Linked DNA regions of Mus musculus: region 2 is linked to region 1. A link is a loop called in an ENCODE intact Hi-C map of the cell type or tissue named here. Cell type or tissue: heart. All regions are shown on one strand. Each heading gives the region's core, and the rest is flanking DNA. Links, peaks and the distances in the headings are about the cores only. Region 1 has its middle 15 kb from the start of Gm42110. Region 2 overlaps Ppef2 (protein phosphatase, EF hand calcium-binding domain 2).

Evidence for each region. A loop is a pair of places that touch in the nucleus more often than their neighbours do. Peaks named below come from ENCODE experiments on the same cell type or tissue, not always from the same donor. Only the 100,000 strongest peaks of a DNase experiment are listed, where the experiment ranks them.
Region 2: it touches region 1 in a loop (4-fold over the local background); 2 of 42 quality-filtered maps call a loop at or near these places.

Annotation. Positions count from the first base shown.
Region 1 is chr5:91,460,772-91,469,664 of GRCm38, forward strand. No RefSeq gene overlaps it. Among named protein-coding and RNA genes, the nearest start is that of Gm42110, 15 kb to the left of the region's middle. In heart, for the core only: a CTCF peak has its summit at 4,529 (motif pointing right); no DNase peak of the experiment used is centred there.
Region 2 is chr5:92,235,314-92,244,206 of GRCm38, forward strand. It overlaps Ppef2 (protein phosphatase, EF hand calcium-binding domain 2), which reads right to left. Exons shown (of 17, transcript NM_011148.4): 11 at 3,432-3,830; 12 at 419-604. Among named protein-coding and RNA genes, the nearest start is that of Ppef2, 17 kb to the right of the region's middle. In heart, for the core only: a CTCF peak has its summit at 4,439 (motif pointing left); no DNase peak of the experiment used is centred there; H3K4me3 peaks cover 409 bases; H3K27ac peaks cover 598 bases; H3K27me3 peaks cover 802 bases.

The sequences.
Region 1 (8,893 bases), core at 592-8,591:
ATGTGACACACTCTGAGAATCAGGTTTTCTTCGCCAGAGGTCAACATACACGTTGGCTCTTTCAAATTCTTCGTCCACAAGCCCATCCATCCTCCCTCTGACTTTGAAAAGCCAAGGTGGTCTAGCCTTAACCTGCCACAGGCAGCGAAGTGCTCAGCACTTGATAAACCTGTCATGTTGTCTTCCACAGAAAAGCAATTTTAGTAGTGAAAAGAAAGAGCCAATAACTCTCCCAAGTGTATCCAATTCTACAGCTTCTTGCTAAGTACTGCATTACTCTACCTTCATCTGGCATTATTCAGTCTAGTATCTCCCTCGGCTTGCTAGTACCTGGTAATATTTATGGAGCACCAACCTGCAATGGATGCTAAGCTGAAGTATTTCTGGCTCTGTATTCATTCATTCTTCACAGTTGATGCATGAGATGGTGAACACCGTTAAAATGAGTGAACTTTCCATGGTGGGAACAGGAAGAAAGGTTGATTTACTATAGCGAAGAGAAGAGATTTGGATCTAAGAGTACCATTGCCTACTGCATCTGTATCGCAACTGTTTAAATGATCCCAAGCTCATGTGCCAATCCCTAGATTCAAGGTGCTTTTTATCTCTAGCCTTGGTCTCATTGCAAGAAAATCCTTCAGGGTCTCTTGTGTTGTTCAGTTTTTAAGAGTACTCTCATGTTTGAGTATTGAGTTTGGGTTTTCTACACTCCATTCACCTTACTCTTAAAAACTCTGGCTGATTCTCAGCCTCCAACACCACTCCTGATAACATAAACAAAACACTGCACATTAGCATCTGAAGGCTCCAGCCCTTCATCTGGCCCTTGCCCCTCCATGGGTTTATTAGGAATCAAACCAGGACTGTCCTGAACAGGTACAACCTACAGCCCCACAAGAAAAGGTCAAAGGTAAAATAGAGCAAATATAAAGAATAATTTATACTTCTGTTCCTCCATTTTTAATAATTGCATTTTAAAGTTAGTGATGGAAACGCTGTTTTCATGTCAAAGCATCCATCATACCCAGTCACGAGTCTCCTTTATTTCCATTACAACATCCTCTGAAACTGTCCTTCTGTGCGCATGTGTACATTGAAGATAAGGGCACAAAGTGACACTTGCCAGGATTTAGTAGGTTCCACACTGGGCTGTTGAAATGGATCGTTGTGTTGTCATGAAAAGCAAACATTTTAGTACAATTTATTAGATTCATTTTTTTATTTTATCTTATGCTATGTGTACTTTGCCTACACGCATGAGCATATCTACTGTCCACAGAGGTCTGAAAAGGGTGTCGGGTTCCCTGTAGCTTTCCACCATATATATAGGTGTTGAGCCCCTATCCTCTACAAGAGCAGCAGTACTCTTGAGCACTCAGCCATCTCTCCAGCCCCATCAGACTTGTTAACTTTTAACAAACCAGTGGGTACAATTATTCACATTTTTCAAAGGCCAATTTGCCAATTTAAATCAATTGAAAATGTCTTTATTTAACTCTTTTCTCTCATGCATAAATCAATAAGGAACTTATTGATGTATACATAATTATGTAGCATGAGTATGTGGGGAAATTGCTAATACATACTGGGCAGCACAGGCAAGCATCACAAAGGGATTGCCTGCATTGACCTAAAGATGCATTTGTAGTCCTCCTACTCTGTGTCAGAGCACTCGCCCTTGCCTAAGGTCCCTTCATGTAACTGTTTTAGAACTTTTGAAACACTTTTTCTTTTTAAAACACACTATCTCAAAATAACAACAAAAATCAATGTCTTCTTTATTTATATATTGTAAATACATTTTAGGAAAAACATGTTCCTAGGACCCTCTGTTTCTACCCACCTCAGCAATTTATAACATCTCAAAGAGCATGAGAATCTTAAGTGGTTTACACAAGCTGAGAAAGGCTAGATTAAAGCAATACTTTGCAACATTAATGTTTGTTCCTTTAAATGTCTGGGATAGTACATTAGCTAAAAGCAAATATTATAAAATGCAAATAAAATAGATCACTAAGAATCAAACTTCATCAGGGTTCTCCAGCCAGCTGTTAATTTTGATCCAACCAGAACTTTCCATCCTTGGGGTGTAGTAGTTAATGAGGGCTGAAGTCTGGCTGTAGTTATGACTACAACCAGAGGATACACTGGAGGGGTCCTGACAGATGAGGACTCTCAGGGATCTTCATGAGAGGGAGAAAAATAACAGGAAACAAATGTAAATACAAACTAAAGAGTCTGCTAAAATCCCTAACGGTAAGAAAGCCTGTCACTGTCCTAAGCTACATTGTCACAGCTATGGCTGGACACTGTGGTGATTTTAGTTGAAATTGAGGGAAACAAAACAAGAAAACACTCTATAGATAAAAAGTTTTAGCACACATAGTATTCTATTGTTAAATTTCACTTTATAAGTCTTGATAGATAGTACATGATCAGGCCCATTTATCTTTTCTTTTTTTTTTTAATTAGTTATTTTCCTCGTTTACATTTTCAATGCTATCCCAAAAGTCCCTCATACCCACCCCCCCAACCCCTTACCCACCCACTCCCCCTTTTTGGCCCTGGGGTTCCCCTGTACTGGGGCATATAAAGTTTGCAAGTCCAATGGGCCTCTCTTTGCAGTGATGGCCGACTAGGCCATCTTTTGATACATATGCAGCTAGAGTCAAGAGCTCCAGGATACTGGTTAGTTCATAATGTTGTTCCACCTATAGGGTTGCAGTTCCCTTTAGCTCCTTGGGTAATTTCTCTAGCTCCTCCATTGGGGGCCGTGTGATCCATCCAATAGCTGACTGTGATCATCCACTTCTGTGTTTGCTAGGCCCCGACATAGTCTCACAAGAGACAGCTATATCTGGGTCCTTTCAGCAAAATCTTGCTAGTGTATGCAATGGTGTCAGCATTTGGAAACTGATTATAGGATGGATCCCTATCTTTTCATGTTGGCTAACGTTCACCACTTAGATATTTTTACGACTTTGAAGATGGAAAATAGTCATGTGGAGGCTGCTGCTGCTCTGAATTCAGCAGAAGTTATTCAATGCCAAGCTTGGACAATGTGTTTCCACCCAGAGCTGGAAACCTCTGTTTACCAGTCCCTATGCAATGCCTGTGCATGGGGAACCAGGAACTTCTCTGCAATAGTTGCCACTGTTTTGCTGACCAACTGACTAAATGAAAAAGCCAGTATCATTTCACTGGGACAAGCTCAACCTGCGGATTGGGCTAGCAGGGACTGATCTTCCTCTTGGAGTAGCCGCCTGGTGTTCATAGGGTTGACATGTTAAAACAGAATAAGCATTCTGTAAGAATCATGCCTGAGAGTATTAAGCAAATCAATGTGAGAGCTGCAAAGCATTATGCGGCCCCTTCCAGGTAGGTGTGGCCAGCCACCAGGCTGCTCTGGGTACCCTAGGCAGCTGCTTCCAGGTCTTCAGAAAACAAAAACAAAACAAAAACAAAAACAAAACAAACAAACAAAAAACTGTGAGCTGAATTCACCTTTCTTTTTTGAGGCTAAAGGACCAGTGAAGCAGGTGAGGTGATCTATTTATACATTTGCATTGTTTGAAATGGTCAGATCTATGTCCCAGAAGTACTGGAAGAGATGGGGGGTCTTCAATGCTAAAATACAGTTCTGCTTACTGAACCTTATGCACAGTGATTCAGTTCACACCTCCCTCCTCATCCTAACCAACGCATGGAAGAAAAGCCTAACTCAAATTAATTGGAGAAATTAATGAATCTTTGGGGCCACGTAAGAAATAGCATGCTTTGATGCAGCCACGAGACCCATTAGCTGCCTAAAGAAGCAGCTGTGTGTGTGAGCTTCCCAGATTATTCCTGCCTCAGAACAGCAAAGCCATTGTTCGTGACCTTTTGCACCAATAGACTATATTGGTATGTCTATGCGCCAGTTTCAGGGGAAAGGTTGCAATGGACTCATAACTTTCAAAAGAAAATGTGACTGAACTCTCCCATGCAGTTAATGATGCACATAAAATATTTACCATTTTGGGTTCCTTTGATTTGCTTTCAAAAACTGTTAGATATATGCCCTGAAAAGAGGGGAATATACAGAAACCCTACAGTAAAACTGTGGAGTCACTTGCTTTTGCATTAGCTGTATACACTTCATGTGGATTATAAACATCTCTCTGTGTCATTATGCATGTTTTAAAAGCAGAGTGTTCTGGAACATCGACTTTAAGAATCTGTATTTTTAAACATGTGGGGTGTTCCAAATTCGTGGGTATAAATAACACTGAGAAACATGCTTATACATAAATCTGTCTGCATGTTTCCTTGAGACACATTTAGAAAAGCCGAAGTGCTCAGTCAAAATATCCTATTTTTAAATCTTTCGAGAAGTATAGTAAAATCCCAGCAGGCACTTTGATTTATATAACAACAGAAAATGAAAAATAAATACCCATGCTTTGGAGTATTTGCTGGCAAGAGCAACATACAATGTGGCCCACTCTTCCCTGGGATAAAATTCTTCACTGTCCAGGCAGTGGCTGATCCTGTGTGACCACCAGGTGTCAGTCTAAAACAGAACAAGCTGAACTACACCTAAGAAGGGAGGTTCTCTAAGGCTTAAAGACCTCCACATCCTGTTTTTTCCCCAGGTTAATAGGGGATTGGGGCCTTATTAAAAATTCAAAATAAAGAAATAGATGATTACAGACAGACAGACAGGCAGGCAAGCAGACAGGCAGGCAGCAAGCAGGTAGGTAGGTTGATTCATAGTTACCCTCTGCAGGTTCTCAAGTTTATAAATGATCATGAGACACAACTAAGGCAACGAAATGAAAACCAAGTCCGCTGAAATGCTGAATGGGCTCTCATGAAAGTCTCTGATAGCTTGAAACTTCATCTTGGCAAGAATATTATAAGGAGGTTCTTATTCTGTGAAGGTCCAACTCTAAAGTTCAGTACATCCTTCAGAACCAACCAAGAATTATAGATGTAAACTAAGACATCCAAGGACATTTTTAGGTGACACTTTTAGGGAAACAGCAAGAGAGAGAGACAGAGACAGAGAGACAGAGACAGAGAGAGACAGAGAGAGAGACAGAGAGAGGGACAGAGAGAGGAACAGAGAGAGACAGAGAGAGAGAGATACACCCGCACGTACTGCATCTTTGCATTCCTGACGCAGTAATAATGATTAAGTCAGCAGAATCTCTGGAGCTGGGGGTGAGGATGGGGAATGCAGCCTTGATGACGAGCATATTGATTGACTCTCAGAGCAGGAATGAGCATGATGAACTCAGTGGAATCAGAATGTAAGAGCCAAGAACATAAGAAAATATCAAAAGATTTCCACACCATGGTTCTACAAGCACTTAAGGAAAGCAGCTGGTGAGAAGATTTCTTTAAATCACTTCTGGATGCCCAGATTTTAGTAACTAAAGTCTACATCTACTTTAGTAACTGAACTGACATCTACTTCAAACTTTTCCCCAATTTCCCTCTTTCTTTTCTTGACTGTGTACTATTTCATTCTCTGACCTTTGCTCTCTACCTCTTTCCTAGACCCGAATCACACAAGATGCTGGGAATTTCATGACAAAATTTGTTTACCAGGATGATTTAACAGAACCTTATAACCTGAATGGCCTAAATCATAAAAGACTATTTTCATATAGCTCCAGAGGATGGAAGTCTAAGGTCAGGTGTTCATAGATTTGGGTTGCCCAGAGACCTCTCTTCCTGGTCTGTAAGTGACCATCTGCCTTCTCTGCCATGCATTCACATGGCCTCTGCCTGTGCAGTTATATCACAAGTGTCCAGCTCCCTCTTCTAAGGACATTAAGTTGAATTAGGGTTCATTCTGACAGACTTGTTTGAATTCCATCATCACTTTAAGAACTCTGTCCCCAAAGTCAGTCATGTTCTGAGGTACTGGGATATAAAGCTTCAACATGTAAATTGTTAGGGAACAGGATTCGTTTGCTCTTTCAGAAGCTGGATAAAGGCTTTGGTAATGAGAGCAGAGAGGACTCAGAGCACTTTGTGGAGGAGAGTGTGTGAGGGGCAGACTGAGGGAAATACAGCAGCTCTGGGAGGAGTGGACATGAATAGAGCACTGGTAAATACACCTACTTTGCCAGCTTACTAAAAAATTATTTACTCGAGAATGAATGTTTTCTGCCTTTAGTTGTAGGAAAGAGTGGAATGCAGGAATACCAGCCTGGTAGGCAAATAAAAATGAACATAAAATAAATATTCAGGGACAAAGTCTTTCACTAGTACAAGGCTGTGACTCAGATGCCACAAATCCATTGTGGTCCCCAAACCAAAAAAATAGAAGACACTGAAAGGCATAAAAGTCAAACTGTCCCTGGGCATGATGGCGCACATCTGCAGTCGCAGCACTTCATCAGAAGCAGAGGCAAGCAGATTTCTAATTCTGAGGCCAGCACTGTCTACATAATGACACCCTTAAACAACAACACCAACATTCTGTTGTGTTCAGTATGAAAGTTGTCCTGCATTGTGTTCGCTGAGGTGCATTTACTCAGTGACATAAGGAGACAGAAATAACTGCACTTTTCCACAGAGGGAAATAAATTAACTCTCGAGAGTCTTCCTAGCCTCCTTTAATCTATTCTTGTTCTGTTAGGGGAAAAAAAAGATAACTGATCAAATATGCATATTTGTTCAGGAAAAATGCTAACAAGGTAATGAAAGAGAGAAAGAGTGGGTCTTTACTCCGAAAAGCTACCTGTCATTGCTCTTATGTTTATCAGCATTTGCTAAGATTTATTTTTATTTTTAAAATATATTTGAATTTTTTTATGATATATTTTGGCCACATTTCCCCTCTCACGATGTCTCACAGTTCCTATTTATCTCCCTATTCACACAAATTCATATCTCCCTCTCCCTCTCCCTCTCCCTCTCCCTCTCCCTCTCCCTCTCCCTCTCCTTCTCCCTCTTCCTCTTCCTCTTCCTCTCTTATACAGACACACCACCACAACAACAAAACAAACAAACACAACAAAAAGCTTATAGAACAAACACACAAAAACAAAACCCCGTGCAGTTCACTTTGGATTGGACAACTACTGCTGGGCCCAGAGCCTGACCTAGAGTGAGGTTGATACACCCAGTGACACTCCATTGGAGAAAAGTGATTTTCCCTTTGCCATCAGGAATTAACTGTAAATAGCTTCTTGGTTATGGGTCAGAGTCTGTGTCTACTCCTCCTGTCAGTGCCTGGACCCCATCTGGCTTGTGCGTGCTGCCACAGTCTTTGTGAGTTCATATGTATTCACAGAAGCTTCACCCCTACTGACTAATATCCATTATGGTGTTGTAAGCTTCTCTGCATGCTACTAGAGGAGGAAGATAAGCATTAATATTACCCAGCTACAAATCTCATGTCCTCTAACAGTGATCAGCCTGCCTGCAAGATATATTGATGCAAACACGGCACAAATCTTATAGATGTAACCAACTGCTTTCTGGTTGAATTTAATACCCACTCCACGAAATGGAAGTCTGTCAGATTCTGCTAAAGAGACCAAGAACCTGAAATGAGATAGGTCGTGGGCCTAGGGAAAATAATAGCTAATTATTGATCACTTCCATAATACCATTCAGCATTTGAAATGTTGTTCAAATGCATTGTGCCTCTTGAGGCTCATAATGATTGAGGCAATTGAATTCTCTGGTTAACACATACATTAGAACAAATTAAGAGCTTGGATGTATTAGAATATAATTGGGAGTCAAAATCTTTAATGCACTTGCTCCAAATGACACTGATAAATGGAGATACCAACAGCTGAAACACGTGTTTTACATTAAAACCCATTTTTCTTTTTACTCCACTACCATTTATACATTTCTGCAATGTCTTGCCAGTCTTTGTAGGTACTGTGAACACAAAGATGCACACACCTTCATTTTTGCCTTTACAATTCATCTAGTGAACAGTGATGATATGAGAAAAGCCACAGAAGTTTAGAATTATAGTGGTAAGTTGTGAAGATGCAGATCAAAGATGTGCACAGGCATTGTTTAATGATATGAAGATTTACTTTACCTGATTCCAAATAGGAATGTTTATGATTTTCCCCTGAAGCTCTTCAGGACTGGATAACATACGAGAGAGGACACCAAGTGTTGGTTGCACCATCCAAGGCTGGGAGTGAACAAAACAAGTGCAACAATAGGATCACTGAGGGTTGGTTAGAGTGGCTGAACCAGGTATGAAAAGCATATAGGTAAATTTGATATATTATATATAATATAATGCAGTTATGTGTAATATATGTATAGAGAGAATGTATATGTGTGTATAATGTATAACATATATACATTCTGGTTCATATCTCCATCTGCACTAATGATCATCTCATCACCACCCACCTCCACTTCACAGCTCATTCTGCCTCCCAGGAGACCTGCTCTAACCCAGAGCACACAGCACCATCTGTGGAAATAAAAGCAATAAAGAAAGCACAAATGGAGGCAACCCTGGAGATGGAAAAACTAGGAAAGAGAACAGGATATACCGACACAAGCATCGCCAACATAATACAAGAAAAAGATGGAAGAGAGAATCTCAGGCATGGAGGACACTATAAAAGAAATTGATTAACTGGCCAAAAAAAAAAAAAAAAACCATCAAATGTAAAAAGTTTCTAACTCAAAATATCCAGAAAAAATTGGGACACAATGAAAATACCAAACATAGGAATACTAGGAATAGAAGAGGGTGAAGATTTCCAGTTCAAAGGGTCAGAAATATCATCAACAAAATCAGAATAAAACTTCCCTAACCTAAAAAGGGGATGGCTATAAACATACAAGAAACCTATAGAAAGCCAAATAGATTGGGTCAGAAAACAAAATCCTCCTACCACATAATGAT
Region 2 (8,893 bases), core at 570-8,569, 770 kb after region 1:
GTGCTCTCTGTAAGTCTTCAGGAAGAGACATCAGCGCAGCACCTCCCAGTGCCTCGCGAGCAGAAAGTCTCACAGAGCATCTCTGAGGTACAAAGGCATAGAAAACCCTACTCTGGGGCCTGGACAGACAGCCCAGCAGTTACTGTGGCTCCAGTTCTGAGGAACCTGACACTCACTTCTGGCCTCTGTGGGCCCTGTACAAACACACACACACACACACACACACACACACACACACACACACACACGCACTCACGCACACATGCACACAGGCACGCATGCACACACGCACTCCCACACTTATAAAGTACCCAGCTGCCTCAGGCAAGTGGGTAGCAAACCCCAGGCACCTCCCAGGAGCCTTTTGGAATCACTCCTGTGACACAGATACAGAGACAGCTGCAGCGGCTCAACCCACCTTGCGGTTGTGACAGAACTCATAGCCCTCGGGTTTGCACTCATGCGAACGGATCAGGAGTTGCAGCTTGTATTTTTCCATCAACCGTTCTGTCACGTCAGGCCCAAAGTAACAGCCTCCTCCTCGGACAGCGTTGGCCTTGCAGCCCTCCTGAGCCGCGGGATCACTCCACAGAATATCTACAACCTAGGAAGAAGAGGAGGTTCACAGCCACTCCGCCATTCCCAAGAACACCAGGAGGGTGGGTGGAAGAAGCAGGTGAGGAGGAGAAAGTGGAGGAGGGAGGAAGAGACAGGAAAAATAAGACAAAGTGAAAAATGCCTACGTAATCAATATTTGACCCATGTTTATATTTTGAAGTCTTTGTTTATCTTTGTTGTTATTTCTAAATGTGTATGGGTGTTTTGCCTGAATGTCTGCTTGTGTGCCGTGTACACGCAGAGGGGTGTGGGGTTTCATGGGACTGGAATTACAGATGATTGTGAGAGGCATATAGGTGCTGGGACTCAAACCCAGGATCCTATGAAAGAGCAACCAATGCCCTTAGCCACGGGGTCACCTCTCCAGCCACTGTGTTTATATTTTGGGTGCTTAAGGCTGAATTTTAAAAGATTTGCCACATCCTTTTATTGTTTGTTTGGTTGCAGTTTTGTTTGGTTGAGTTTTTGTTTGTTTGTTTTGAGACAGAGTCTTTCTAAGCAACCCAGGCTGTCCTTGGTCTCACCGCGACCCTCCTACCTCAGACTCCCAGTGCTGCAGATTTCTTGCTTGCTTGTTTGTTTTGAGGCAGGGTCTTGTGTAGCCCAGGCTGAGAATGACTCTGAACAATCGATCCTCCTGCCGCCGCTTCCCAAGGATGGGGAACAGAGGCATGCAGCTTACAAATGTTCTATTTCACAAGTGAGTGTGTGCGCCTATTGGCTGGCAAGCACATATGTGGTCTCTTGGTGAATTTTACATGAAAGGGCAGCATGGAATAGAGGTAGTGTTGCTCAGGCAACAGCTGTACCCAGGGCTGACACCCTCAGTCAGAGCCTGTATCCCAGGCCCCTGCACCCTGGCTCCAAAATGAAGGCAGAGATCCTGAAAATAGCAGACATTTCTGCTTCATATCCCCATGGCTTTATAAGTTTAAATCACAATTAAAAGAGTCAGGATGCCCTCTCTGTTTGCTAGACACACCCCACGGAGTCTGCTCAAGGCCTTGAATGCAAGAGTGAGACATCCTCCCTTCACCCACCACATCCTACAGCAGAGAATGCAGCTTGCTCTCTCTGTATTGCTATTCCCATCTTTCTTCTGTATGATGGAATCCCTGATTCCTAGCTAGACTTTTGATTACAAAAGAAGAAAGAAAGAAAGAAAGAAAGAAAGAAAGAAAGAAAGAAAGAAAGAAAGAAAGAAAGAAAGGAAGAAAGGAAGGAAGGGGGAGAAAAGAAAGAAAGAAAGAAAGAAAGAAAGAAAGAAAGAAAGAAAGAAAGAAAGAAAGAAAGAAAGAAAGAAAGGAAGGAAGGAAGGAAGGAAGGGAGAGAGAGAGAGAGAGAGACAGAGAGACAGAGAGACAGAGAGACAGAGAGACAGAGAGACAGAAAGACAGAAATAAACTATGTCCTAATTGCTTTTAGTTTCCTGATTCTTCTACAAAGACCTGGTAATGGTGGAAGACATAATAACTATATGTTATTGTTCTAGTTTGTTTTTTATGCTGTGGTAAAACACTGAACAAAACCAACTTGAGAGGAAGAAGATCTGAGAGTTCTGGGGCAGCAGTTCGGGTTCTAGCCTCTTGTCCATACTCAGGTTAACGACGTTGCGTGTCTGGCACAATGAGGAACTATGGGTTTAGGATGATGATACAGAATACCCTCTTAATGTACTTTTAAGGAAAATGCACTTGATTTATAAGTATCTGCACATTAGTGGGTCACAGATTGCAAAACTTCATTTTAAACTTCAAGTATAAGTTGGTCTTGGAGCCCAGAGCAATAACTCTGGGAGAATGTGATGTGTGCTTCTTGCCCTCCTTTGTCCAGACAGTGGCTACTTCTGCCCACTTGAGCTCTTAAAACAGCCTGAACTCTTTTCTTTATTGGATGAACCTTATGAAACGCCATTTTTATAGATGACAAATGACTCCACCATCAAATTTTTATATAACTTCCCCAAAACCACCAACATCGTCTCCAACCTGGTTACCAGGTGTGCCTGTATTTTTATGTCAACTTGACACAAGCTAGAGTTCTCAGAGAGGAGGGGACCACAGTTCAGGAAATGTATCAGTAGGATTGGCCTCTAGGCAAGTCTGGACTGTTGTCTAGACTAACAATTCCTAAGGGTGGACCCATCCCACAGGGACTGACACCTTTCCTGGACAGGTAGTTCAGGGTACATTAGGAAACAGTCTGATCATTCCATCAGGAGCAGATCAGTGAGCAGCATCCCTCCATGGCCTCTCCATCAGATCCTGCCTCCAGGTTCCTGCCCTGCTTGAGTTCCTGCTCTGAATTTCCTCAGTGACAGACTATGATGTGGAAGTGTGAGCAAAATAAGTCCTTTCCATCCAAGTTATTTTTGGTCATGGTACTGCAGCGCAGTAATAGAAACCCTAACTAAACAGCAGCTGGGTGTGGTAAAGGACATAGTTTTAGAGATCTGGGGAAGCCCTTATTTTTCTGAAAAGAGAGGACAGAAGCTACTGACTAGTTCTGACCTTGTGCGGGAGCTGCCAGCTTGCTGCATGGGAAAGTATCCTTTAAGTGGCACCTAACTTGCATCCTCAGCTGAAGCCAAGTCCTGAAACAGGTATTCTTGGGCAACGGTCCCTAGCAACCTCTCCCCATTCATAACAAAACGTCAACATGAGTTACTAAACAAAAGTTAGTGTCCTGGGGTTTTCTAATTCCTTATAGAAAGTGGGGCCTCAGGAAACCACCTGCATTTATACAGGAGTTTTGATCTCTTCGCTCCCCCTACAGCAGATAAACTCTCAGAAGCAGCACCTGGCCACACTCACCTGCTTCCACTCCTCGGGGGTGGGTTCCAGCACCCCTCCCCCATCAGCAACACAGTCAGCATCTGGGGCCAAAGGCAAGGACTCCCCCTTCTCTCTGATCCCCAGGAAGCCGGCTTGCTGCCGGCACTGTTCCAGTTCCAGGTCCACTGAGCGCCGCACCTGCCCCCGCCGGGATAGCTCCTTGCTGTTAGGGGAGCCACAGGGGATGCTGCAGGACCTGCCGGCTTTGTAGGCCTTAAAGCCAGAGCCCAGGTGAAAAGGCGAAGAGGGCAGAGAGCGGCTTTGAGGAAGAAACCACGGAGTAGGTTTCTGTCCAGAGCTTGTCTGGTTATCTTTTCTCTTCTGCTCCTCTCGATTCTCACTTTCCTTTCTTGTTTTGCACCTCATGGTAGAAACAATCTAAATGTGTCAAATAAATACATAAATAAATAAATAAACAAGCAAACAGACGGACACACACGCAGGCACGCACCACGCAAAGACTTACAAAAATGAAATGGTAAGTCCTTTCAGACTACTGTTCTGGGATCCAGGTCAGTCCTAAACCTCTGCTCTGTGCAGTTTTCCGGGGCTATGACAAGCTTGATGGCAACCCTTATAACTTTGCACAGCAATTCCACCTAGCCACCACATTCAAACACGCAATTGGCAGGCTGATATTTCATGTTTAAATTACTCACATTTAACATATTTTTGCAAGACACATAGTAACATTTTGTATCACCAACGGAAAATTGAGTGCTATGTGGGTCACTCCTGTGTGCAGCGCATCCACGCTGTATACACGGCCTTCAGATCAGTCACATAACCTAGGTTTTCTGATGGACATACACAGCATTACCATGCCGTTTTTAAGGACCCTTCTGCTTAAAAAAATATACCCACAAATGGAACGGTAGTGATGTAGAGTCGGAACCTGGGCATGAAACATGGACGGGCAGATCATGGTTCTGACAGGGTACCCAGAGAAAAACAAAACATCTATTCTACGCGGGGTTTGGCGCCATCTGCTGTAAGTCTTGGATTGCATGGATTGCTAGACCGGTAGTGTAGAATAGGGAAAAGCAGTCAGGTAACCGGAAATGCTTGACCCGTGACCCTACCTTGTTGCAGAGGGACAGGGGAGAGGAAGCGGGAACCCTTTCAGCTGGAGCCCCACCGTCTCATCGTGGCGTTGGAACCGAGTTGAAAAATAAATACAAAACATTCTGTTCTCGGGAAAGACAGCAATCCGGCACGGAACTGCGTGGCAATGAACCCAAAGACAGTAGCCGTGCTTGGGCTACAGGCAAAGCTGAGAAGGCCATCTTTGCAAGGCTAGGCATGCGCACAGAATGCTCCCTCCCCATCCCGCAAATAGATCCAGAAACTGTGAGGTACAAAGAAGAGCCACCCCTGGGTGGGCTGGCCTAGGACAAGAACAAAGAAAGGTCCTGGAGAGGGCCCACGGGATGAATATGTCTTGGAAAGAGACACTCCGTGTAGGGACAGTGAGGCTATCATTTCCTAGCAGTTGGAAGAGAGAAACTGCGACCACCTGGTTCCTACTCAGTCCCTCCTCACTAAAGACAGCAAAAGCCAGTCACCAGTGACACCCCTATCACCTCTCAGGAAACTCTAAAGATTCCGTCATCAAGTCCTAGCTCTGAGTCTCTAACTTTGATTCTTTTTTTTTTTTTTTAACAAGGCTGTTGTTGTTTTTTTTTTTTAAGATTTATTTATTTGTTATATGTAAGTACACTGTAGCTGTCTTCAGACACTCCAGAAGAGGGAGTCAGATCTCATTACAGATGGTTGTGAGCCACCATGTGGTTGCTGGGATTTGAACTCTGGACCTTCGGAAGAACAGTCGGGTGCTCTTACCCACTGAGTCATCTCACCAGCCCTCTAACTTTGATTCTTAAAGAGACTTCGGATGCTGGTGTATTGAGCCTTTCTGGTGAGGTGCCACGGTGCAAAATTTCTGTAAGTCAACCTACTTTCTCACCAGCTCCTAGTGAGAGAGAGCTTCATCATTTACAGACAGCCAAGGAATCCGAGGCACAGCGATACCAAGACTCTCCCAGCACTGGATCCAGTGAGTCTGACTGGAGCCCCATCTCTTTCTTTGCACTCTTCCCTAGGGCTCCCCAGGTTGTCCGAACTGCTCCGAACTGCCGTGCCAGTGCCACCACAGAGCTTTGCCAACCAAATGTTAGGACGTTAGCTCATCCTAAGCCATGAAAAGAAACCGTTCCTTCTGCTCTTTTCAAAGTCCACCCCCCTTCTATGTTTTCACAACGACACACGGGTCTCCCGATGAGATAATTGGCTCTCCTGTAGCTTGCTGTCTCTACCTCCAGATGGAAACACTGCTGAACAGAAGGTTTGAGCTCAAAGTTTGTGAAACATCGAGCTTAAAAAAATCAAGTGCCAGGCAACACGCAGATTTAACAAGGGAAGCACCACGAACTGGCTTTAGGTGTTAGGGCCCTATGCTCTCAAGATTATAAGTAGGGGTGGGGGCAGAAGATGCAGAAAGGAGAAGAGGGCCAACTACTTACTTTAAAAATTAAGTGTGAGCTGGCTGTCAGTGGCACATCCTTTAATCCTAGCACTGGGGAGGCAGAAGCAGGTGGATCTCTGATTTTGAGGCTAGCCTGAACTACAGAATAAGTTCCGGGCAAGTCTACACAGAGAAACCCTGTTTCAGGAAAACAAAACAAAACAAAACAAACAGAAAAATGTGGAGGCTGAATCGACAGCAGCTATGAATGAACAGCACTTGCTGCTCTTGTAGAGGCCCAGAGTTCGGTTCCCAGCACGCCCATCAGGCAGCTCACAACCACCGGTAATTCCAGTTCCAGGGGATCCAATGTCTCATGGCCTGCACAGGCACCCACACCCCATAAAGGCTGTTAAACATCAACTGCCCCTAAGTACAGATGCAAATATCGTAAGGAAACCTCTGACTTTAAGACTGAAGCTGGGCATGGTGTTGTGCACTTGTAATCCCAGTACTTCAGAGGCATAGTGGCGAAGATCACAAGTTCGAGGTCAGCCTTGACTACACAGTGAGTTCTAGACCATCCCTACATTATATATATATATATATGATGTATATGTATGTATGTATGTATATGTATGTATATGATGTATATGTATATGTATGTATGTATATATATATTACAAATAACACACGTGACAGGCTGAGATGTCCAGAAGCAGAGAGTGAGCCAGGGAATGAACAGAGCTCTCGCCAACATCTGCCAAAAACCTTACCCTTTCCCTCTTTAGAACATTGAGTTTGGGTATACAGGGATGTGTAACTTGTCCCTGGCCACCGAATCACATGAAGCCACACCCTACCCTGATTGGCAGGACCTGAGTACAGAAATCTTGGACTCTGAGGCAAGGTAAGTCCTGAATGAGCCCCATATATACAGCCCTGTGCCGTGAACTTGGTTCTGTGTGTTGGGGAAGAGTGCACACAGAAGCCAACATTGTAAGCTAAATCGGGGTGGCCACCCTAACCCCTCTCTCTCTCTCTCTCTCTCTCTCTCTCTCTCTCTCTCTCCCCCCCTTAGTAATGGGCATACACCCTGGGATACCTGGGATAGAGACTGTATTTGCAAACTTTCCTTTCAGGTAAGTATAGCCATTTGAATAAATTCTTGTCAAGTAGGTAGGAAGAGAAACATTGAGTGCCACCCGCTGTCCATAAAAGAAAAGAATGTAACTTTCTTCTGTCCTTTTTAATTGGCTAAAATGTGGCCACGACTGGAACTCAAGCAGCCATCTTGGATCATGAGCATGGCGGCAGAGAATTCCAAGTTCTTAAGATGTTGCTCTAGAGATCCATTCACTCAAGGAAGGCGTAGGCATTAAACACAGCCATTTGAATCTCATGTCACCTCAGCCAAATGTGAGCATGGTTTCATAAGCCATGTGTGACACATTTGACATATTTACATTTAATCTCCACAATGCCAATAATAGAGTTTATTCATATCCCCATTGTACAAGTGATGTCTAAGGTCATACTAAGTTAGGTTGTCCAAGGTCACAAACTCTAAGCAACGGAACCAGGATTTTTATCCCTTTCCGTCTCACTTCTCAGGCCAGGCTTTGTCAACCCAGGAAACACTTTCCAACATGAATATGTCTGTGGCAAACACTATCATTCCCCCCAGATCTGTCTTCCAATTCTTTCTCACAGGTTGGCCAACCACATACACCCCATTTCCAGCACCCCTTTAAACGTATTCGCAGTCTGATGAGGCAGGTGAAAGTGGACACTCGGTGAGTTCTGGATTGTTTGGAAGGAGCAAGAACACTTGCCTTCCTCTTTCTCCCTAGTGTGCAGAACCTGGGCACAACAGCTCCTTTTCTTGGCAATACAGATCCAGGCTTGGAGGGGACAGCCTAGGTGATTCCCTAAACAATGTCACAACACTAAGTTGCCATGTCACCTGATAACTGACAACTGCAAGCCTCAAAGCCAGTCCTTATTCTAAAACCATGTGCTGTTGTGTATGTTCATAGCCATTGAATTCACTCAGAGCTGGGGCTGCTTGGTTTGCAGTAATAAGTTCCGTGATGTTGAAGCTTCAGGAAAGAGCCAAAACCTCTTCGATTTAACAGAGGTGGCCACAAGGGGCAGTTGGAGAGGGGATGCATGGGCTACCATAAAAAGTCAAGAGTCTAATATAAAAAGAATGCGAAGCCTTGGTTTTCCAGGTCTCTATTTCTAAAGTCGAATGGACAGTAGAAAGTTACTGTTCATCACCTATACTCCATTCTCTGTCTCTCCATCCCTCTACCAGCACACAGCACTGTTATAGATACCTGAAGGACAGACACAGTCTCTGGGTCCTTTCCATATCTCCTTAGTATCAACTTTGCATGTGGCAAGAGAGCACCCTCTGTGGGAAGCCAGTCCTTATTCTAAAACCATGTGCCGTTGCAGAGTGGTGCTGACTACTGCTGGCCACCATATATAAGTTTGGACAAACAACCAGTGTGTACATATGCAGTAAAGTTTTTTGCAAAGACACTGCCTGGCCCGGGCATAATAATGAGGCTTTGAGAGTATAACCAATCAGATGTGAGACATGCAAATGAGTATGATAATGAGGCTCTGTGAGGTACAGAGAGAGAGAGAGAGTAGCCAATCAGATGAGGAACATGCAAATTAGGCTTAGTGCATAACCAATCCAGGTGTGAGACACGCCTCTCTTAGGCCTATATAAGCAGCACCAGTTCTGGGCTACGGGTCTCTTCGCCTCTGCAATCAAGCTCTCCCAATAAACATGTGCAGAAGGATCCTGTTGCAGCGTCGTTCTTGCTGGCCAGTTGCTGAACACACATGGGTTGAACTTAGATAACGATGATTTGATGTGAATCATTTGGGAAGTAGGGGCTCTTTGGGAAATGGTGCTAAAGGGCAGTGATTGGAATTATCTAGATTGGGGCTGTAGAGA